Regions from separate parts of the Mus musculus genome. Here regions 1 and 2 are each linked to region 3. The links are chromatin loops, found by intact Hi-C in ENCODE. Cell type or tissue: heart. All regions are shown on one strand.

What was found. Peaks named below come from ENCODE experiments on the same cell type or tissue, not always from the same donor. Only the 100,000 strongest peaks of a DNase experiment are listed, where the experiment ranks them.
Region 1: a loop joins it to region 3, with 2.1 times the contacts of the local background. A loop is called at or near these places in 20 of 42 quality-filtered maps.
Region 2: a loop joins it to region 3, with 2.2 times the contacts of the local background. A loop is called at or near these places in 2 of 42 quality-filtered maps.

The regions. Positions count from the first base shown.
Region 1 is chr6:135,164,853-135,172,852 of GRCm38, forward strand. It overlaps Hebp1 (heme binding protein 1), which reads right to left and starts at 3,363. Exons shown (of 4, transcript NM_013546.3): 1 at 3,168-3,363. The coding sequence starts at 3,245. It also overlaps the pseudogene Gm34391. RefSeq lists an enhancer at 803-1,076. In heart, no CTCF peak of the experiment used is centred here; DNase peaks (open chromatin) are centred at 3,339 and 3,819; H3K4me3 peaks cover 1,764 bases; H3K27ac peaks cover 3,646 bases; H3K27me3 peaks cover 309 bases.
Region 2 is chr6:135,292,434-135,300,433 of GRCm38, forward strand. The region is part of intron 3 of Gm36640 (a long non-coding RNA gene); the gene reads left to right. Among named protein-coding and RNA genes, the nearest start is that of Pbp2, 14 kb to the right of the region's middle. In heart, no CTCF peak of the experiment used is centred here; DNase peaks (open chromatin) are centred at 138, 3,278 and 4,118.
Region 3 is chr6:135,374,229-135,382,228 of GRCm38, forward strand. Emp1 (epithelial membrane protein 1) reads left to right here. Exons shown (of 5, transcript NM_010128.4): 2 at 2,950-3,060; 3 at 5,673-5,769; 4 at 5,873-6,013; 5 at 6,746-8,000. The coding sequence starts at 2,983. The coding sequence ends at 6,912. Among named protein-coding and RNA genes, the nearest start is that of Emp1, 15 kb to the left of the region's middle. In heart, no CTCF peak of the experiment used is centred here; no DNase peak of the experiment used is centred here; H3K4me3 peaks cover 446 bases; H3K27me3 peaks cover 349 bases.

The DNA of each region.
Region 1 (8,000 bases), 210 kb before region 3:
CTGCCATCTGCATCACTGGACCACTGTGAAGAGTTAAGTGTAGAAGATGAACATTAACTGGGTGTGGTGGGACATGCCTATAATCCCAGCACTGGGAGGCTCAGCCTGGCGCTCCATGACACTTTGTCTCACAAAACCAACACTCCAAAGAAAAACTAATGAATGAATGAATGAATGAATGAATGAATATGGATGTAAGACAGGCATGGTTGTGTGCGCCATTCCAGGCACCTAGTGGGTGGAGGTGGGAGGATCAAGTGTTCAATCTGGGCTATAGGAGATCCTATTTCATAAAAACGGAAAGCAAAAGCAGAAAGACAGGAAGAGAGAGAGAGAGAAAGAAGGAAAGAAAGAAAAATGGATGCTGTCTAGAAAACTACCAATTCTATACAGAGCTCTATATGGATGTATTATCTAAGTGGAAGAACCAGCCACCTGTGTGAACAGTGCTGATTCACATCAATCACACCAGAGCGTTCTCCTGTTCCGTGGAACACAACAGCAGCCGTCCTCTCCCCCACCTCCCAGTGGCTGAGGCTCTCAAGAGCCAATATTTCACAATTGGTGCAAACTGGGTGAGGGTCAAACTCCAAAGGCCTTAAGAGAATGTCTCTTGCTCTGGGCTATTCAAGTCCTCTTTATGGTCATTTTGTTTTTTGTTTTTCAGGCTACTTGTAGTCCATATGATGATGTTTAGAAGGCTGTTTTCTGATAAGAAGCAACTGTTAAGAGGACTTTCTATGCATTGCTGTTCCTTGAAACACTTAACGTGAATTCAGTCATCCATCGCTGCCTCCAACAAGCCCACGGTGTTAGTGCCTCAGCCTTCATCTTTAGAGCTATTGGGGAGTAAGAGGTTAGGTACCACGTCCAGGTCACAGTGGGCAGATGGTGGGGCCAGGACTCAAACCCAGGCTGTTGGTCTGGACATATTTGCATAGGTTGGGCCGAATGACATCAGTCATTCCTATCAGCCCTGTCCCAAGCATTCTCAAGACCCACCCAACTAAGCACAGAGGGCTCCCCATCCCTCCCTCCCTGAGCAATGAAGAGCCTGATAAGGTTGGACTGGAATCAGTCTTGAACACATGGATATTGTGAAGCCTGTCTGGCATGGGGCCCCTGAAGTGTGCCTTCTACCTGCCAGGGGTATAGATGGCAGAATCTGACCTAGACTCTTTGTAGGATAAAGCAGATAATTATGAGAGAGAGAGAGAGAGAGAGAGAGAGAGAGAGAGAGAGAGAGAGAGAGAGAGAGAGAGAGAGAGAGAGAGAGAGATTCTCCTTAGAATTGCAACAGCCCACCCAAGTCTATGTAAAAAAACAAAGCTTACACTTATCTTTGAATATTTAATAGCTTGTCAGAGGGAGTGTTCTTTCCCCTTTACGGTTGAAGAACCTGGGGGCTAGGGTAGCTGAGATGTTAAATAACTTACTTACAACCCTCCTGCCTCCACTTCTGAGTGCTGGGATTGCAGCCATGCCTGGTTTAATAAACACTTAGTGAGGTAACTACTAACTACACTATAAGTCTTTCAGCAGGCAACTCACACTTTGGTGTGAGCTGCCTGATGTGGAGGCTGGGACTTGAACTCACGTCCCCTACAAGAGCAGTGCACACTCTTAGCCGCTGAGCCGTTTCCCTGGCCCCACAGTGTGTATTTCTTATTTGCTCATTGGCTATAGGAGCCTAAGCTTCACAAAGGCAGAACTGTGACATAGACTCACCTACTCTGCTGCTATAGAGCTCCAGCTTGGAACTCACACAGAGCCCACTCTGGCCTCAAACTTGTGGCAATCCTCCTGCCTCTGCCTCTTGAGTTCTGGGATGGCAGACATGAACCACTGTATCTAGTTTGGTTTTGTCCACCCTTAATCCTCATTTTCCAGCTACACGGCCTGCACAAAAAGTGTTATTTGTTAATTACTCTTTAATTGGGGGATTTCTTACAGAGAACTTGGGTATCTGGAGTTCCTTAAAGATTTGGCAACACTAGTCCTGGGGAAGTTCAACTTTCAGCACGCTTCAGTTGCCACCAGGCTGTATAATCTAACCAGCCCATTTCACTCCTTTTCATTATCTGTCTTTGAACTCGTTCGTGTCCCTGCGTGATCAGGGCTTCAATTGCTTGTTCTACACACAACTGAGGAGCCCCTGAGAGGGGGAAGGATGGCTTGACAGAACTCTGGAGGGCTGAGTCTAGACTAAAGTTGAGTTGTGGGCTTTGTGTGAGGTTCAGTGTAGTAGGTTCCAGACCTTGGCCCCCAGGTAACACGGGCCTTTTATCCAGAATCATTATAATAAGAGAGTGTCCTGAGATAAAATATATGTCAGGCTGAGGGAGCAGATGAGTTGCAAAATACTCGGCTTGGTTTGCACAAGGCTCTAGGTTTAATTCCCAATATTAACCAACCAATAATCAAATACATGCCTTCAAGATTATACCCGAGTACCCAAACTCCTAACTTTCATGAAAGCTGACCGGGTGTCCTGATGCCCCTCTGGTGCCGATGCAAATTTGGTAGACCAAGGTGATTAAGTCTCCTCGCTCACTCCATGCATCCAGCACTAGCAGTTGCAACCGTGCAGCTCTGAGCCTTTGCACAGGCACTTGCCTGGGAACTCCCACACAAGCGGAGCTTAGCAGCCCACAGGTTGAAGGGCCCCTTATGGCTCCCTAGCAGATATGCCTGCTGCAACCATGTGTCTCTCACAAAATTGTTCAGAATGTAGCCAGGCGTAGTGGGTCATGCCTGTAGTCCCAACTCTGGGAAGGCTGAAGTGGGAGGAATATTGCGACAGAATTCGAGGCTAATCTAGGTTACACAGCCAGTGTCAGGGTAGCCTGGGACAGAGTGGGTCTCTGCCCTAAGAGGGGGGGGGGGAGTTCAGACGGTTTGGAATGCTTAAATGGACAGATGCACGCAACAGGCAGTGTCCCACTCGCCAAGATGGATCCTTTTCCGCGTCAGTGGTCTGGCTGAGCCAGACTGCTCTTTCCCCTCCTTCCCAGAGCAAGCGCCGGGCAGTACAGGGCGGCCCCAGCCGGAATGCAGCTTCGGTCACAGTCCCACCCATGGCCCCGCGGCACCAGTTTCAGCCCCGGCCAGGGTGGGGACGGCCGCGCAGAGTCCTCCTTCAGGTCCTCTACACCCTGCCGGCCTACCTTGCCCCCGGTGCTTAGAACCTGCCAAGGCCACGTTTCCACGCTCCCGAACAGTGAGTTCCTGATCATGCCCAACATGGTGACGCCGTGGGGTCTGGCCGATCGAGCGTACACTCACTGGCAGTAAGGTCCACAGGGCGAGGGGCAGTAAGCGCGTGAGTAGACAGGCGATTGGGGCGGGGCTGCGGCGGTCTCCGCCCACTGGGCGACACCGGGCGTGGCCTGGGCAGCGTCCCCCAAACTCCACCCACGTGAGCCCAGTCTCCTGGGTGCGGAGCTGGTTCAAGCCTGTAGCACCCCACTTTGTGTATACTTTCCTTAGTCACCCTCTTCCTACCTCACTGCATCTCACAGATGATTAAAAACAAACCGTGTTCGTTCTTTTGTGACAGGGTCCTGCTATGCAGCCTACGCTGGCCTGAGGATCCCTCCGCTTCAGCTTCTGGAGCACTGGGCTTGCAAGTGATCACTGTCACTCCTGGCTTCATCTTCTAAGGGGATGGAAAAGCCACTCTTAACCTTTTTCTTACTGTTTTCTTTTTTAACTTTGTCTTTTTAGTTTGTTGGGCAGGGTCTCAGTGTCCAGGCTGGCCCAGAACTCACTATTGTAAACAGGGTGGCTGGGAACTCTGCTGTCTTCCTGTCTCAGCTTCCTCCGAGCTGAGGATTATGGGAGTGCGTCACCATAACAAGCTCTACAGTGCATTTAAAAATGGTTTTACTTTAAGGTGTGTGCGCGCACACTGGTGCGTTGTATTCCCCTGGGAGCTAGTATCACAGGAGGTCCCAAAGGTGGGTGCTAGGAACAGAACTGAGATCCTCTCTGAAGGCAGTGTGCGTCTTTAAGAGCTGAGCCATCCCTCCAGTCCCAACAGTGTATTAATCACAAGTTTCACACTACTTGCCCAAACAACAGCTCGTTCAGTCCCCTTATAACCTAACCGATTTTGTCAGGATTTATTTTATTTGAGTGTTTGTTTCTTGCCAAGTACTTTGTAAATATTACCTGTACTCTAGTACACTCTAGGATCATTAATATACACACACCACATAATAGTATCACAGATATTATTAGGGTACTAGATACTAAATCTACACACATCACACAGTCCTAGTATCACAGTTGTACATGTACCCATCTTACGGGGGTGGGGAGGTTGAGGGAATGGTGTGAAGATACTGAATAGGAGCAAAATGCATATGCAAATGATATGCAAATGATATATACATAAACTGTCATAGTGAAGCCCATTGCTTTATATGCTATCTGTCCTGGTCAACTTGACACAAACAAGTGTTATTTGAGAAGAGGAACCTCCATCGAGAGCTTGTCTGCATCAGATCACCTGTTAGCCAGTCTGCGGGGGCAATTTCTTGATTAATGACTGAGATGGGAGGTTCCATTCAACTGTGTATGGTATTGCCCCATGGCAGGCAGTTCTGAGTTGTTAAGAAAGTAGGTTGAGCAAGAAGACCTAAGGAGCAAGCCACTAAACAGGACTTCCCCACGGGGTCTGCTTCAGTTCCCACCTCTGGGTCCCTGCCTTAAGTGATGGAATGTGACTGTGTGTCCATTGTGTCCAAGTGTGGAGCATTGTAAGAAAACAATAAACCTTTTCCTCTCAGAGTTGCTTTTGATCATAACAACATATTATTATTAACATAAAATTTTATATATTATATATTAATATTTTACACAATATTGTACATATTATATGTTACATATAATTAATAATAAATTGTTATTGTTATAGTACCAATATAGTGACAAAAGCAGAGGGAGAAAAAGAGGAAGTCTGAATCAAAATAAACAGGTTTTTCAAACCACTGAAAGCTCGTGGTTTATAACCCCCTGACCCCGCAGGAATGGACCCTCTCTTACCCCCTTCATATCTGGCTTCTCTGAAAGGCCACTTCAAATCCTGTGTCTTTATGACCAGTGGAACAGGTTCCTCTTTGTTCTAATGTCCTGCCCATGTGACATTTGTTCGTGCACCTTGAACCTGATGGCTGAAATGGCTTAGGTTGGCTGCTACTGAGCTGTGATCTGAATCGTCCGTTGTGTGTAGCTGCTGTATGTGTATGTGTGTCTCCTTGACAAAGGGAAGTGGAGGCTGAGCTAGGCAGAAGTCTCAGCAATAGTCATAACGATGTCCTCAAGTTTGGTGGGAAGAAATACTCACGTTATTAACTGCGTATGAAAAGAGGGCTTTCCCATAGCTTCATTACAGATTCTTTCATTGGTGTATAATAAGTGGCTGTTTAATTAGTTCATACTTTGTTTCTTGACACTAAAATGCCATTTATATTAAGAGGCACTATTTTTATGTACCATCAAGAAAGAAACAAAATGTTACTGAAGAAAAACTATGTTGGGGCTGGCGAGGTGGCTCAGTGGGTAAGAGTACTGACTGCTCTTATGAAGGTCCTGAGTTCAAATCCCAGCAACCACATGGTGGCTCACAACCACCTGTAATGAGATCTGATGCCTTCTTCTGGTGCATCTGAAGTCAACTACAGTGTGCTTATGTATAATAATAAATAAATCTTTAGGCCAGAGCAAGCAAAGACTGAGCAAGCAGGGCTGACCAGAGTGAGCAGAGGTCCTAAAAATTCAATTCCCAGCAACCACACGAAGGCTCACAACCATCTGTACAGCTACAGTATACTCACATATATAAAATTAATTAATGAATCTTTAGAAAAAAAAAAAGAAAAACTATGCATTCAGTTGACTATTAGATACACCAACATACACTAAATTATGATTTAATTTATAGGAGATCGTCATGTTGCTTTCTTTCTTTTGCTTGTTTGTTCAACTAGAATCTCACCATGTGGCCTAGGCTAGCCTCAAACTTATTATTCTCCTGCTTCAGCCTTCTGAGTGTTGGTATTACAGGGATATGCCACCATGACTGGCTTGTTATGTTGATTTTGAGAATATTTTTTCAAAGCTCAGGGTGGTAGCTTATGCCTGAATATTCGAGCCATCTTGGGGTATAGGGTGAGTTTCAGATCGGCCTAAACTACGAAATGCAGCTCTGCCTCAAGAATTAACTGTCTAACTAACTCTCTTTCTCTCTAACTCTCTAACTGGCCTAGAGATGGCTCAGCAGTTGCTCTTGCTGAGAGCTGGATTCCAGCACCTACATGGAAAGTCACACTCATCCATGTGGTTGAGGAGGGAGGCTACTTATAGCAGAGGGTTGTGTATAGCCTGGTCATGGTACAGCAGTATTAGTTTGATTCACAATCTAGAATACTCCGCATGAACTGTTTGCAAAAGATTCACGCAGAGCTTCATGGCGGCAGGCTTGGTAGCCTGAAGGCCTGGGATGACTGATACAATTATACATGGGTTCCAAAGCTTCTTGGCCTGATGCTGGCTCGATGCAGCCTGAGCCTTTGCCTCGTAGGAAGACTTTGGCCCCAGTTTCAATTTGAGCGGGTTGCAAATAAGAGCAGCTGGGACCTTCTACTTTCTCCTTAACATTAAAAGTGGGCACAACATGTTCTAGACCCACAAGTAGTTTATCTTAAACATAATGCATTCCTGACTGGAAGGGAGGCTTCTGGTTAATAGCAGATGATAACCGAGCAATGGGAGCTGGTTGGCGATAGACAGTGACTGTTACACCATTAAAAGTTGGACTTGTTCCTGTGGCAGTCTTCACCACTCCATTGGTTATTATTTCTTTGACTCAGTTTACAGCTCTGCCTACTAACTCCCGAGTCTATCGCTGAACATGAAGATATGATGGACGGTCTCCAAGTTCCACTTTGGTCTTCTCCTCAGGGGTCATGAACCGTCCTCGAGTTGACACAGCAGCCCCACTAAACCGACTGGAGCTCCCTTTTGACCATGAGCATAGCATTGATCTTGGCAGCTACGGCATCCAAGGCTCCTGAAGGAGGAGCAGCAGCTGTAGCGCCCCGAGGATCCCCACCCCTACCCCCTGCTGTCAGTGACCTCCCCACCTGGGTCCACTGGAGACAGGAAGAGAAGCGCAGCTGGAGCTGGCTAATCCCATTTGCCAAGGCCCGCTCACCAGCAGCAGGAAGTGTCACGCTCCCTGTGGACATGGCGACCACCTGCCAACTACCCACCACCGCCCTCCTGTCTTAACGATCTTGATTTTGTAAAAAATAATTTATTTTCATGTGTGGGGCAGGGCGTGTAAACGTATGTCACAGGGCACATGTGGAGGTCAAGGACAGCTTTGTGGAGTCAGTGCACCAGGGACGGAATTCAGGTTTCCTGGCTTGTGCTGCAAGCACCTCTCCTGTTGAACCATCTGCCAGCCCCATGTGACCTGTTAGCCTTTATTCCTCCATTGAGAAGTACCTTGTCTTGAACCATGACCCTCCAGCCCCCCCACACACACACAAAAAAAAAAAAAAAAGAAAAAAGAAAATAAAAAGAAAAGAATTGTTACAACCAAGGACTAAGAAGGGTCTGAACAGACAGGCCCTTGTGGGCTTCCCCCAGTTCATTCTGTTTCATCAGCTCTGACTCTTTTGTGCAGTCACATACAATATATCAATCATATCATATTATATCATATATCATAACATACCATACTTCCTTTCAGGGTGTGCCATTTTATACCCTCTTTTCCCTGAATAGGACTGACTTGGAGAACTCGGTTGCATTGATACAGTTTCCTACAGGTGGATTTAAAGAAAAACCCACTCACACACACGAGGGAGTAGGGTATGATATAAGCAACTATTGGGATTCAATGGGCATCTCCAGGGGACTTCCAGCTTCTTATGTTCTGGAGCAAGAAACTGGAAAGAGCTACATGGATAATAGCAGAAATAGGGATG
Region 2 (8,000 bases), 82 kb before region 3:
GCAAGGCTTTCCAAACACGGGCTAGCAAAACCCCTCCCTGTGCCATGAGCAGAGAATTGAAATTATTGGTTGTTTTATAGCTACAAATTGGAACCCGAAAGGGCTCAGGCAGCCTGGCTAAGGTCACCGGTGAGGCATTTGTTGACTCAGGCATGAGGCCCAAGAATTCTGTCCCCTGGCCCTGCCCTGACTTACTCCAGTCAACAAAGGAACTCTGGCTCCCTAGACCTGGAAGAGGGAAGAAAATGATTTCCACAGTTTAATGGATTTGCTTCGAGTGTGAGATGGTCTCAGGTCTCACCAAATAGCAGGAGTCCTGGATCCAAGGCTAGCCTACCTCATGTCCTCCCACTTGCCTCCTGGATTGGATTATCATGTTAGCCTCTGGGGCTGATGGGATGCATGACTGCAGTCTAATCACTTCTTGGTAAACTAGAAGCATCAGGGGGGTCTTTATTGTTACCATTAGTTAATATACAAAGTGATGGGTTTCCTTGCAATACGTTTATATATGCATATCCTTATGATATAATACAAAAGTATCCTTATGATAGGATCTAAAAATTTCCTTACAATACTTTTATATATGCATATCATTGTACTGTGGTCATGTTTGATGCCCAGTACCCTCCTATCTCACTCTCCTCCTCCTGGTGTCGTCGCTGTCCTCAGACGGTCTCACCACAGCTTTTGTGCCCTGTATTTGTCAATACAGATTTTATGTAGGCCAGGAAGCAAGTGATGTTTGTCTTCCTTTTTTCCATTGCCCTCTTCCCTTTCCCCTCTTTTTCTACTTACACTTCTTCCTCCTCAAAATGCAAATCAAAATTTCCATGGGTTTGTTCATCTGTTTTCCAAGCCCTGTAGCATAAAGATGAGAGTCTCACATTCTTAAAGCTCTGTTGGGACTCTGGGAACTCAGCCCTGCTAGACTGATTCTGCGATAAATACTGACACTCATGGATCCAGAGGGGGAAGACTCTTAGACCCAGGGCACCGGTAGGTGTGACACATGGCGTAGTCTGGGGGAGGCACACCCCTGTAATTTCAGAATTGTTGAGCTTCTCTTTGCCTGGCTGGCTTTGTCTTACAAGTGTCAGGTTCTATCATCAGGAGCCATCTTTCTGGGTGACACATGGTGAGATAAGTCTACCCATTGTGGGACACATTTATATGAGTTCTGTTGTGCCTCTTAGGACAGTTGGCTTATCTGGGGAAGATGCTTATAGCAGGCTCAGTCATCTTCAACTCAGATACCAGAGACAAGAGCAAGTTCTTAGGGAGGCCAGCACGACCGTCAAAAATGAGCTGGGGCTGGTGGTTGCTCATGCCCGTAACTCCAGCACTTGGAATACGGAGGCAGGAGGATTTCTGAGAGTTTGAGGCTCAGCTGGGTTACATAGTAAGTTCCAAGGCAGCCTGACCACAGAATGAGATCTTACATCATAAAATGATCCCCCACACCTCCCACTCCTATAAGTAAGCCTAATTAAACTCACAGTTCACCAGTGATAATGATAATAATAAATTAATAAAAAAATCAGAAGACATGAAAATAGAATATGGAGTGATAGGGAAGAGGAAGGAGACTGATTATCGGGATGAGAGGAGGGTGGGAGATGACCAAAATATATTATATATACATATGTATATGTATATACACATGAAAATATATCTTAATGAAACCTCTTATCATGTATAATTAATATCCATCTTTTTTTTTGTGAGACAAGTCCTGTCAATATAACCCTGGCTGTCTTGGAATTCACTATGTAGACTAGGCTGCCCTTGAACTCACGGAGATCCCCTTGCCTCTGGAGTGCTGATATTAGAGGCGTATACCACCACACCTAGCTTAATATACGTCAACGTGAAACTCAAAACAAATGAACAGAAAACCAGACAAGCATTTCTGTTGGCATTCTGCCCTTCTTAAACACGGAGAGGCCCTTCAGACTCCAGCTTGACTGGATACACTTATCAGATCTTCAGCAAACTAGAATAAATGGTGGAGGACTTCAGAAACCATGGCAAGAAGCTAGCAGCTTCACCGTGAGGCAGGATTCAGGAGGGTTGAAAAGCACAAAGAGGAATGTAAGAGACAAAGAGAATACCCCAGATCCTCCAAACTCAGGGGCTTGTTGATTTTCTTTACCAAAGTTCAATCTTGGATATTATAAACATTTGTTCCACAAACAGAGTAGGAGCCAGCATCTTTCATGTGCATGCTCACCTGCTTATTCCACCTGTACCCTCCACCTGCACACCCCACCTGCATACTCTACCTGCATACTCCACCTACACACCCCACCTGCACACCCCACCTGCACATCCCACCTGCACTCTCCACCTGCACCCTCCACCTGCACACTCCATCTGCACACCCCACCTTCACACCCCACCTGCATATTCTACCTGCATACTCTACCTGCACGTTCCCCCAGGCCCTTGGGTACAGAGTTGTGTCCTCACAAAGGGTAATGAATTAAGCTGCCTAAACTTCGCTTAGCAAAGCAGAGAATAACACTGTATATTTAGAAAGAGTTCCATAAAAAAAAATGAAGAAGACTTAAAAGATTTGAACAGAAGATATAATCTCCATGAATTTAGAGTACGCAATAGCTCTTTCTCCACAAGCCCTAACAAACAAGGCATCAGTTACATTAGCATGACATGGTTATTAATTTTAAATCAAGAACAGTGTGCACATGTGTTATTGTCTGAAGACACAGATGTCTGCCTCACCCTTTAATTATTGCCAGCTCCTGTGTGTAGCACTATGTATTTTAGCTCAGTTAATACAGCCTGTGCTTCTTGCAGTGGGAAGACTGGGCACGGGCTTAACTGGGTTTGGTGACTGGAGGTGGCATGTTTGAGGCAGAAGGAAAGACAGAGAATGGGGAGGCACACGACCCTTTATTTTCTCTTCAGCTTCTCACAGGGCGAGCCTCATCTTGCCAGCTTCTCTCCACACCCTCCCTCCGGCTTCTCATGTGTGAAAATAAAGGTCCAAGAGGACTAGGTTTAATGGAATTAGAGAGGAGGGTGGAGCTGCCTGGGAATGTACTGAGCATTTAAAATAAAACAAAATGAAATGCCTCTTGGTTGCCAGAACAGGAAATTTCTGCCCAACTGGAAGGGCTGGTTGCTGGAACTGGAGTCCTCCAGGGGCCTTTGTGGAAGGGGCGGAGGCATGGCTGAGAGATGGTTTCTGGGGTATTCACACCTTCTACAGACAGGCTGGGGACTGAGTCAGGTACCAGGGGGCTCAGGGCAGTGAGCTCCGTCTGACTCATGCCAGGGATGAGGTCAGAACGTGGCCACCTTCCGGCAGGCACAAGAGGTCAATTGAACAGAACAGCTGACACAGAACCCAAATCAACCCAGAGCCAGCACCTCGCCTCGCTGGCGTAAGACTTTCAGTTATGTAAGATGGACAGACGGACCGATGGACAAGTAGACAACTTCGTTACTCTCCTCTTACAGATAACAAGACATGGTTTTGATATTGCTAGCTATTTTTTATTTATCTTTTGAATGCATAATTAAAACACAACTACCCACCCTGACCTGGAACCTCTCCCATAGTCAGATCCAAGGTGATTAATCAGATGCTAAAATTGGGAGAAACGCTGCATCATACCTGCATTCCTTTGCCCATTGAGTGTCAACATTCTCCATCAACTGAACATAAATATTTACTTATTTTCTTAGTGAAGGATTGGCTATTTTCCCGTTCTTCCTTTATTTCCCCTTAATAAGGAAGGACATATGCAGAAGCTTACAGCTGGACAGGCTTTTCCTCGAGGAGGCAGCCGTCCAGTTATAAGGAAGACGGACACGACTTCCTCAGGATCCCCTCCAGGCACGGGCTCTGTTCCCTGGCTCTGAGCACTCCTTGGTGGCGAGTCTGGAGCTGGCTCTAGGTACTGTGGCGTTGGAGGACTGAGATGGTGGAAAGGGGACAGTGGCTTTACCTTCTCCTACCTAGCCTTGTGCCTGTAAACCCGGTCTTGAGGGTGGGGGCGGGGAGGAGTCGGACAGATCCCTAGAGCTTGCGGAGCAGCCTTTGCTGCTTGCCTGTTTATGGGTCCACGGACTCCCACCCACGCATGCGCAATATACCATGCGCACACTCCGGCTAAGGCAGAAAAAGGAGAAGTCCGTCACATGGCTGGGCGGAGGAGCCTCATCCTGTCAGGGATTTAGTCCAGTGTCAGCATGTATAGCGAGAAGGCTGCTCTTCCAAACCCATGAGTGAAGTTTGGATAACTTTTCCCTCTGAATTTCAGCAAGAACTGCCTTTTAAAATTGTATTTATTTATTGGCGTTATTATTTGGACCCCTAAGACAGGGTCTGACTAGGTAGCCAGGCTGGCCTTGAATTCAACCACAATCCTCCTGTTTCATATTAGGAGTGCTGGGGTTGCTGGCGTAGGGCATGGAAGCAGTTGGATGGAGGAGAACCGGAAGAGGCTGGGGGAAGGAAGGGGAAAGTAAAATAAGTAGTTTATGTAAATTAAAAAAATGTATAAAACTAAATTTTAAAAATTTTAAATTAAAAAAATAGAATACGATTATTTTGTAGGGCTGGAGAGATGGCTCAGTGGATAAGAGCAACTCACTGCTCTTCCAAAGGTCCTGAGTTCAATTCCCAGCAACCACATGGTGGCTCACAGTCATCTGTAAAGGGATCTGATGCCCTCTTTTGGTGTGTCTGGAAACAGCTACAGTGTACTCATATAAATAAAATAAATCTTTAAAAAAAGATGTATTCTGTAGAAATGGAAATAAGAATGCTTCTCTTCTTTTCTGGAACTGTCTTTTTACTGAGCACTTGAAGTTAAATTCATTTCAGTTAGATTCGAAGCATGTAAGATGCTAGCCTGAAGCTTGCTTGAACATGTAGTTGTTTAGAAACAGAGAGAAAAGCCGTTACTGTCTGAGGAAATCTGGAAGGCTTCACTATGGAGGTGTCATTTGAATTGATGCAGGCTGGGGGTGTACTTTTTTTTCTGTTTAATTCATCAATTAGTTACTTGAGAGACAGGGTCTCACTGTGGAGCCCCGGCTGGTCTGGTCTGAAATTCATCGTGTGGACTAGGCTGAGAACAAACTCAGAGATCTGCTAGCCTCTGCTTCCCCTGTGCTGGGATTAAAAGTGTATGGCACTACACCTTGCAGGCTGAGCTTTCTAAACACAGGGAGCAGCCGGCAGACTTATTCAGGGAGTGATCTGGAGTTTGTGTTGGCTTGGAGGATGAAGGTAGTGGAAGCCATGCTGGACTTGAAGCACATCACACGGCTGGCACAGAGAAGAGAGATCGGGACCGCTGCCCAACCTCCCTTCTTTGAACCACTCCCTTCTCTCCCCTTCTAACTACTTCCTGAAATGGCCAGATGTGCTCTCTTCAAAAGTGCCTTGCTGGCTTCCATGTCTGTTTTCTAGCCAAAGACAAGGGCAGGCTTCTGTTTCCCGAGCCTCTTCCCACTGAAGCATCAGCAAGGAACCTGGAGACGTGGAATCCCGCCTAATCTCTCCATGGACGTGGGTTACACAGTCTTGTATTTCGGCTCAGTAGTGAGTTCGTGGTTTGGCTGTTCCCAGAAACCCTTGCATGGGGATTGGAAATAGTGGTGACATTCCATTTTTTTATTTTGTCATCCAGTGTGAAGTGGACACACTAAGGGAACATGGAAATGCAGTCTTCAAGGTCCCAGAAAGAGGGAAAGAGAATTTCATGGTTAGATATCTCTAGAGAGATTAATGAAGGATTGGTGGAATTTACAGAACTTATTCAATATAACTTACTTGTTACACTCAAAGCCCCTGAAAAGATACTATGATGGATCTGGCCACATATAACACAGCATTTAAACAAACAGTATTTTAAACAAGATAGAAATTTGTTTTCTCTTCACCTGTAAGCAAGAAAAGCAGTTTAGGGCTGGTACAGTCAGTCAACTGCTTAGAGCCTCAGACCTCAGTCCTAACACTGTTGTCTGTGTGGGTTTCATCCCATAGCCCCTAGAGAGGTTGCACCATCTCTAGCAATTACATCCACATTCTAAGCTACAGAAAGAAGGGAGAGAATGATATGGGAGAGTGGTACCCAGCCACTGCCTTGGAAGCTTGTGAGTATTGGCTGGAATTCTGGTGATGTCAACTCTTCAGTCAAGAGGCGAGAAGACAGACAATACAGTGGACCACTGGCAACCTCCCTTACAACTGCCAAGAGCAAGAGCCTGGTGCTGTGTGAGATCGGAGGGTGGAGACGCCCATCTTTCTTTCCTGCACAATCCATATCATTGTTAGGATCCCAGGCAAAGTCGCTCACCCTGTTCTAAAGATCTAATCACTATGATCCGACTCTCAGTCCTTGCAGGAGCGCTAAGGAGAGGAGAGTGCACTCCTCCAGATTGTTTGTGACCATCTCCACGAGTGGATCTCACCATCACCACGAGTGGATCTCGCCTGTCTGGATTTCATCCACATCATGCCCACATGAATGTCAAGGCCCTTCCGAAAGAACTTTCTCTGGTTCCCTAAACGCAGGAAACAGCCTGTAGCTCTCTGAATCTGACCCAAGAAGTGTCCGGTATGCTCTCTGACTACAGTGAGCATGCATTTCCTCTGTAACCTACATAGAATAAATGTGGAGATCGAGGAAAGGGCAGGGAGGAAAGAGACCGAGGAGGAAGAGGAGCAGGAGGAAGCCAGCCATGAGGGGAAGTCATGGTGGCTGAAGTGGAAAGAGGAAAGGGTGGGAACAGGCCCGTTCTGTGTAAATATTCAACCATCCTGTTTCTTTTCAGGACTCTTCCTAGTCTGTGGGCACTGTCCCCTCTACTGCCCGCATGACATCATTACCTGCTAGTCACCACCCTTGACTCAAGTCAAGCACGATTGTGACTAAGTTTCTCCTCCTTCACCCCAATCAAAGGCAACATCCATGACTGTATCTTTAGACATTCACAAGGCGATGCTATGCTTAAACAATGAGCAATACTCTGTAGGAACTCTCTCTCTCTCTCTCTCTCTCTCTCTCTCTCTCTCTCTCTCTCTCTCTCTCTCCCTCCTTTTTTTTCTCTTGAGACAGGGGTTCTATGTGTAGTTCTGACTGTCCTGGAACTCACTCTACCGACCAGGTTGGCCTTGAACTCAGAGATCTGTCTGCCTCTGCCCCCTGAGTGCTAGAATCAAAGGCGTGTACCACCACTCCTAGCCTCTGCAGGTTCTTACAAGATGCTTGACTTACCGACTCTTTCCTTCCACTCTAATGACTTTATCCACTCCATCCTTGAGGTAAGACCCAGTGTTTCCTAGAAGTCACATTTATATAGCAACAGAACTACTTTCCTCTTCTCCCTCTCTACTTTCTTCCTCCCCCCTCCCTCCTTCCTTTCTTCCCTCCTTCCCTCCCCCTCTCCCTCCTTCCCTTCTTTTCTCCCTTCCTCCCTCCCTTAGATTTTTGGAGACCTTACAATGTAGTGGTGTATCCCTGGCTGGCTTAGAACTAACTTTGTATACCAGGATGACCTTGAATTTGCAGCAATCATCCTGCCTCTGCTTCCTGATTGCTGGCATCCGTCACAGGCATGTCCTACCAAACTAGGCTTGAAGGAGAGATGTCTAAGTCTAAACTTGAAGATATATTATTTGATTTTGGTAGGACCCCAGAAAAATTGGATGGGAGCTAGAAGATGGTGGGAAGTGGTTCTGCAGCGAAGGGCTATAGGGCCCCAGAGAGAAAGATGGAGAGAGATGCAGGGTTCACTATCCCATGAAGCTGGTAGAGGTCTAGAGCACTGTCCATCCACACTAAGTGATTAATATAGAGTGAGTCATCTCATGACAAGAAGTGCAGTGAACTTCACAAAACCATATAGGGTGAGCCTGATCTACACAACGAGTTCTAGGCCAGCCTGGGGTGCAGAGTGGACCAAGTCTTTTTTTTTTTTAAAGACAATACACAGGCAATGGTGGAAAACACCACCTT
Region 3 (8,000 bases):
GGGTAACTCTCTGGATACAGAGACTGGGGTGATCCAACATAGAAGTTTCATAAAGTGTTCCATTGGGTTTCCAAGTATTTTGGAAGAGGGGTGTTAAGAATAATGGGAGCCCCTCTAAGATAACAATGGATGACACTGGTAAACTTGACACAAAGATGAAGTTCTGTGTGTCACTCAGTAACTCCTCCACAGTGGATGGACACAGTGCCTAGAGGCACAGAGAACTGAGGGTCTTGTTCACTAAGAATACTCATTGATCTGAGATATTTTGTTCCTTGCCTTAGAGGAAAGACACAGAACACACACACACACACACACACACACACACACACACACACACACACACACCCTATCGCAGATAAAAGAGCCACTTTTTGGTTTGCATCTCCTCATCTGCTCTTCAAGTGGCAGCAGGCAGGGGACAAGAACTAGTTGGGCCTGCGCTGAGGTAAGAAGAGAGACGGAGTAGCCCAAAGTGTCCATGCTGCCCAGACATGACGAGCGGCCACTGGACCAGGCTGTCAGCAGGATGAAACAAGAGGGACTCTGCTGGATAGGGTCCCAGGGCAATCAAGGAGACAGAAAGACTTCTGGATTTGCCTGCCTGTCAGGCAACTCATTTAAAGAGGCCTCACTTGGTGAATTATGGTCCATTCTTGGCTCCTCAGCTACTTTTCACGATTAGGAGAAAATTTGTCAATTATAAACAAAATGAACCCGAGAGTCATTACAGGGTCGAGGAGGGTGGGGGGAAAGTTCCCATTATGTGATTCTTGTCCTTTTCTTTCCTGAGCCAGCTTTATTCTAGATGGGCAAGCCTGGGCTGAGAAAAGCCAACTGTCTCTAGAGGATCTGTTCTTAATACCCTCCCTACTGGAGGGGTGAGGACTAGACAAAAATGTCAATTTCTGAGGACCAAAGTGATTTTAGCCATATGCTGTCCGGTGAACTACCCTGCAAATGTCTTATTTCTTGACTTTGATGTGGGGTGGCATGTGACTGAGTAACTGGACCGGGTTGGTAACAGTCATTCTGCTTCATAGAAGAAAGACAGTAACAACAACAACAATCACGGCAACCCTGTTATTAGTACCATGTGACACACACGGTACTTACTGTACCATGCTTCAGAAGGCATTTTTACTTACGTAATCCAGTTGCAGCCTCACACCTCTGGGTATAGTCGGTATCATTACCCCTCTTCACATATGAGGAAACGGAGGCAGAGATCAAAGCCCTTGGAATAATTCTAAGTCAACTTCTAACTCAAAAAACAAAACAGTAAAACAAATCCTTTTCTCCACACATGAAAGCCAAGGGGGAAGTTACGGAGGTAGGCGAGAACCACAGAAAAGCAGCAGTGAACTTGAAAGTTGGGAGAGAGGATTCACAGGCTCTCCCCAGAGGCAGCAGGAAAATGGCATCGGGTTTTGCCATTCACAGTTAAATTGAGAACATTCTCTGCCTGCCTCCCTCACCGTTGGAGGGAAGCAGCCAGTGGGGAAGAGGATTTTTTTTGGAGAGTAGAAACCAGTGTGTACAAAGAGCCAAGAACCCAGGCGTGCAGTAGATCACGTTTGGTTTTGAGTAGCTAATGAGAAAGCGAGAGGAGATAAAAGACACGCAGAATGTCAGAATAATGATAGTATCGGTGTTCTAATAAATACCTAGTGTAGCTTGAAAGTGGCTTAGGCACAGACAAAGCATCAATTAAATCAGGTGGAGGGGGGTGGGGAACAAGCAATTGCAGGATGCACACAGCATCTCCTCTATGGTTGGTGCATCCTCACACACTCCCTGCCTAGAGGGTGAATACCTCCCCCACCTCCAAGTCCTTTCCCTTTGATGTCTCTCTGAGCTGACTCTGCATCTGTCATAGGTGTGACACAGAGGGTATGCACGGCTGCCCCATGTGTGCCCTCTTACGCTTCCTTTAGCTTCTAGATTTTATGATCAGTGGTCTCTGTTGAGATTGTGGCTGAGAACTTTTGTTTATCCATGCACATTGTTAATTTATATTAGTTCAACTCTTCCGAAGGGTGATTCATACATCTGTTTGTCTTTGGGGATGGGTCTTGAATGACTGAAGTTGCATAAACACCACACACCAGCAAAAAGCACATCTGGTGTTATCTCAAGCTTTACACTTCTGGAGCCCCAGAGCTGTCATGTTGAACCGCAGGAAATCTAACATCGCCCTAGACCCATAACAGCATCCCCACCAAGAGGCACGCAGGGCCAAAGGCTCAGGTGTTGCAAATATTAGTCTGGAATGCTAAATCAGTAAGTGGCCGGGCCATTACCCAGTAATTAGGTTGTCACACTATTGGGTGCCAAAGAGCACTGTAATAACAGAAGTTGTGTCTCTCTTATTTTACGTCTCATCCGGGATCAAATTAGTAGCCAATTTGCTCTATGGCCGTTGAGTAATAGTGGCGTGTGCTGCAGAACTCATTGTTTCTATTCAGTTTGCTGGGTGAGCATTTTGCTGGAGCACTGATGCTTTCCTCATGCAAATGGAAACCGGGCATGCATGCTGCTGCAGAGTTCTGGAGGTGACAAAAATCTTCCAAAAACTCAAAGCCTGACATTTTTGGCCTGTCAATCACAAACAAAACATTAGCAGCTGCTATAAAGCATACCATGCGCTTCTTAATATAATGAATATTATATTCTGTAATTATACTCATTATATCTGTAGAATATTCATTATATTAAAGAGATGAATCTATAAACATGTGGGAGCAAAACAGAAGTACTTGTCTATACACAGATGAGTAAGCATTTGGGTATGTGTATCAATCAGGTTTTAGAACATTTTGATGTAATTTTAAATTTTAAAAATTGTCACACTTTCTTGTGTCAACAGAGATCCTGAAATGAGAAGGTGGGATGCGTCTTACTGACTGTGACAATAACCTTTCTGTCTCCCCCGTCTTTTGTTTTCAGAATTCTCTACTCAGAAGTCACCAAAAAGCCAAGATGTTGGTGCTACTGGCTGGTCTCTTTGTGGTCCACATTGCCACTGCCATTATGCTGTTTGTCTCCACCATTGCCAACGTGAGTCCCAGCCCCCTGTTTCCTCATCCCAGGAAGGATCTTAGGAATAGTTTGGTAAAAGGTTAAAAAACAAACAAACAAAAACGGGAGCTGGGAGTGTTAAATCACAGAGCAGAGAACTTCTTGAATAGCTGTGAGGGGAAAACAAACAAACAAACAAACAAACAAACAAACAAACACATACTCATAGATCGGGAAGAAATAACCAAAGTGTAAAAGGCGAGAGTCCACAAGTGATTCCTCTAGGGGTGTTGGGAGGTTCAGCTTTGAGAAGAATCCTCTCCACGGGAGGTGGACACTGAGGTGCGTTTGGAGGATGGGCGTGTCTCCTCTAGAGGAGGAAGTAGAAGAAAATAGAAGTGCAGTTCAGGCAGAAGGGCAAAGACGCCCTCGTGGGACAGACTCTCCCTGTGCTCAGGTTAACAATATCTGCTCATGCGCTAGATCGCAGATTCCTGATAGATAGATAGACATCAGAGAATAAGGACACTGCTTTGGTTATGAGGTTGACAAATTCAAGTTTTGTGTGGAAATAGGTGTGTGAAATGGAATTTGGTAGGATTAACTTGGTGTCCCGTGAATCAAATAAAACGATCTTCTACGGAGATCGCTAGTCTGTCTTTGCTCTCGGAACCCGGGGCTACTCTGACCCCTAGTGGTCATTTTTAGCACCCACTTTGTATTGTCTTAGACAAAATGAGCCAGTTTCTTGAACTTAGAAGTCAAGGCAGCCAGCTAGCCCATTGTGATGGTAGGATTTGCATGAAGAAGGCAGAGGCAAGAGAGAGGACCATGAGTTTGAGGCCAGCCAGAGCTACACATTTTGCCGGGTGTGTTGGCTTCCGCCTTTAGTACCACTTGGGAGGCAGTGAGTAAAGGTCAGCCGGGTCTATGTAGCAAGTTTCAGTATAGCCAGAAAACTACAGAGAGAAACCCTGCTCGAAAGAAAAAAAAAACCCAAAAATCCAAAAACCCCAAACCAACCAAAACAACAACAACAACCAACAACATTAAAGTTAAGACAGCCAATCATTAGACACACAAACAGTGCTCCAGGGTGGACTACAGTCCTTGCTGTGGTTAAAGGGTGAATAAGGTTTGCTTTGTTTTGTTTTCCAGATAGAGTTCATTTGTGTAGCCCTGGCTGTCCTGGAACTCACTATGTAGACCAGACTGGCTTGGATCTTAAGAGATCTGCCTGCCTCAGCTTCCCAAGTGCTGGTATTAAAGGCGGGTTCCTCTGTTGATTGACAAGGGTGAATAGGTCTTAAAGTCCAGACAGAAGGGGTTTTGCAAACATCAGAGTGTAAATACAAGCTAGGCCAGTTTAAGTGTTATGAAATAGGACATAACCCCTGCCCAACCTGTCTCCTGTAGGCTTGTAATTTGGCCATTCTATAAGCAGACTCCTAATCCTCACAGGATAACAGTGTGGTGGTAAACGTCAAACTGTATTAAGAGCTACCATGTGCTTCCTATTCACCCAGTACCAGCTCTGATGTGGGGGCTGAGAGATCAGGTGATTAGGTATGCTAGGGATTCCTGTTTCAGCACGGTTTGCGCATGTGTAGACAGAATTATCTTCTGTTCCAGAAGGGAATTGTTTTTCTTGGTCCAGGCAAGAAGGGATGGAGAACCTGGGGATGTGCATTTTGGCCACACCTTGTGCTTTTAGCTGCCTCTGCCTTGGAGCCCTTGATGCTGCATTTTGACATGGAATGACTTTGCATGTTCTAATGGTCTGCATCTGACCCTTCTGTATAGAGGAAGGTTGCCTGTGGGCCCCAGGTTCATTCTTGTCTCCGCAGTAGTCCTCTGTTTCTTTGTTGTTTCCAGCTGGACGTTTTCCCTTATCTTTTTTTTTGTTGTTGTTGTTCTTTAAAGATTTATTTTTAAAAGTATGTCTATGTGTGTGGATATGCACATACAAGTGCCAGTGAAGAAGATGTTGGATTCCCTGAGGCTGGAGTTACACATGGTTGTGAGTCTCCTAGTGGAGGCGCTGAGACCCGCACTCTAGTCCTCTTGTAAGAACTATAAATGTTCTTAATTGCTAAGCCGTTTTAAGATCCCCAGACATTTTTGTTTCTGTTTTTGCGTTTTGAGACGGAGTCTCATGTAGTCTACATTGGTCTCAAAGTTGCTATCTGAGTGGAAGCTTTAATTCCGGAGCCTCCTGAGTTATTTACAGGGTGCTGCAGTCACAGCGAGGTGCTCCCAGGCAAGAGTTAACTTGTTTTCCTCATTAGCTAGGGATTTAAATGTGAGTCTTTTTAAAGGAGATTGTGCATACTCAATATATATTTCCTCACCCAGAGTTTTTGTTCCTTAGAACTTCAGAATTTTAAACCACTATGGTGGAATTTCTTTAGTTAGTTTGTGTGTGTGTGTGCACCACCAATAGTGAAATCCAAAATATATCTTTTTGGGGTCACAATTCTCTCTCTTGGGACCTTTGTGTACCTGGGATCTAATTTCTACAGAGACATGAGGCTTAGCAGTATTTATAGCTGCATAGGACGTCTTGGTTAAGATTTGGTCCTGACACGTGTTGACATCCTCTTCTGAAAGCAGAAGGGTAATTCTTAATCAACTCCATCTCCTGGTTTCAGGTCTGGATGGTTGCAGATTACGCAAATGCATCTGTAGGGCTTTGGAAGAACTGCACTGGTGGTAACTGCGACGGCTCCCTGTCCTACGGCAATGAAGGTATGCATGCAGACATCAATGCCTAGAACACCGTGGGTGTGTTCAGGAAGGTGTCCAGACTCTCTGGTTGTCTAATGCTCCTGGTTCTGTCTTGTCTTCACAGATGCTATCAAGGCAGTGCAAGCCTTCATGATCCTCTCCATCATCTTCTCCATCATCTCCCTTGTGGTCTTCGTGTTCCAGCTCTTCACTATGGAGAAGGGAAACCGGTTCTTCCTCTCAGGGTCCACCATGCTGGTGTGCTGTGAGTATCCAGAGCAGCAGAGTCTATTTTACATGAGAGCATCAGTTTCCCCCCCACCCCCGCCCCACTGTTCCAGACTGAGCACAGGGCCTTGAGATGCTAAACAAATACCCTAATACTGAGCTACATACATAGTCCCACAGGAAAAGCTTACATCCTTGCTTCAGTCACTGCCCCTCAGATTAGCACATGGCTGTGTGGAGCTGCCTCTCTGGGCTGTTCTCTCCTCTAGTTATCTGTTGGTGGCCTGGTATTGCTGCTTGGATCAGGAACCCCCATATGCTTGGGCACCATCAGGACCACTTCAATACAGAAGGTGGGAATCCCCAGAGAAGATGCAGCTATTGCCATGATGTGCACAATTACTGCAATGCACCATCTTCTCCATTCTTTCCAGAAACACCCAGTTAGGTAAAAGGCCAGGCTTCTCTCATAACACCATACCTAGTTGTATGGAGGCCCAGATCGGACAGACAGGTAGAAATCAGGATGCGTCATGATTTATTCTTCATTACACACAAATCAGTACAGATAGGAGAGCCCAGCTATCTCTTATTCACCAACATACCATCAAGCGCAAATCTGGGCAAACCAACACAGTGACCTTTTACGGACACACGAAAAGAGTCCACTTTCCTATTGCTGTCCAGGAAAATGGGATCATAAAAACACCAAAAAAACCCCCAAAAACTCACTTCAATGCCAATCATGCCAGCTCCCCCTTTCTTGCAGGGCTGTGTATCCTGGTTGGAGTGTCAATCTACACTCATCATTACGCCCACAGCGAAGGGAACTTCAACTCCAGCAGCCACCAAGGCTATTGTTTCATCCTGACCTGGATCTGCTTCTGTTTCAGCTTCATCATCGGCATACTCTATATGGTCCTGAGGAAGAAATAAGCCGAATACGCTCATGGGCGTCTGGGGGCGGGGTGGGCTGGGTAGGAGGAAGCAACCTAACCTGGGAGGGAAGCAGGAGTCACTGTGTAGGAATAACAGAGAGGGGAGGGGGGTGGGGAGAGGGAAGGAAGAGGGGGAGAGGCCCAAACCCAAACCATATCTGGGGCGGTGGGATTCTCTACTGCCAAGCACCCATCCTTGGAAGAAAGTTGTTGGCTGATATGCTGATGCTTCCTTGACGTCACCAGAGAGTCCTCCTCTAGCCACCAAATATGGCCCCGTCCATCCTCAATTACATACACTCGGGGCCTCCCCAGCTGCCATACCACTGGCGCCACTCTTGAGGGTGGCTGCTGGGTCACACACTGAGGTCTTCCACATCCATATTATCAAGTTCTGATGGTGGTTCAGGTCTTAGCAAGAGCAGATATTGCTCTATGCTGAGGCTAAGTCTGGAAGCCACTTTGTCCTTGTGACCTAAAAACAAACATCAAATCCAGATCCCATGTGCCTGTAGTGGGAGCTTTGGCCAGGAAGCCAATGTGCATATTTGGTGGCCTTTCTAACAAAAGTATAGGAAGAGAGATGGTTTGTAAGTTCAAGCTGATGGAATTGGTTTAGCCAAGAAATGGAAGTTTCTACCCCAGAGGATCTTGGAGACAGGTGGGGACAGGCAGTGCTCCTCAGTCACGTGTCACCGAGCTGTCCCACATGGAGGCCTCCTATTGTGAACTTTGCTAGACTCTCACTTACAGCCAAGGCAGCTTTTCTGGAGTTTTTCTAGATTCTCTAGAGCCAAAGATGATAATGCCTCACAAAACATAGGGTCAAAGCATATGCCCACCGCAGTGCTATAGTAAGTTTGTGGGTTTTTAGGATTCCCCCAAAGCACTCAATGTATCTTGTATATGTAACAGGGGAGAAATGCATGTGTTCCTTTGACATACAATTCTGAACTAGGAATATTTGAGGAAGTCCAATGATGACCAACAACACTGGGGACCAGAATATAACATCTAAATGCAGTAGTCACTATTGCTTTGACCTGGGCTGGAGTGGTCTCCTCTCAACAGCTTTCATCACACTAT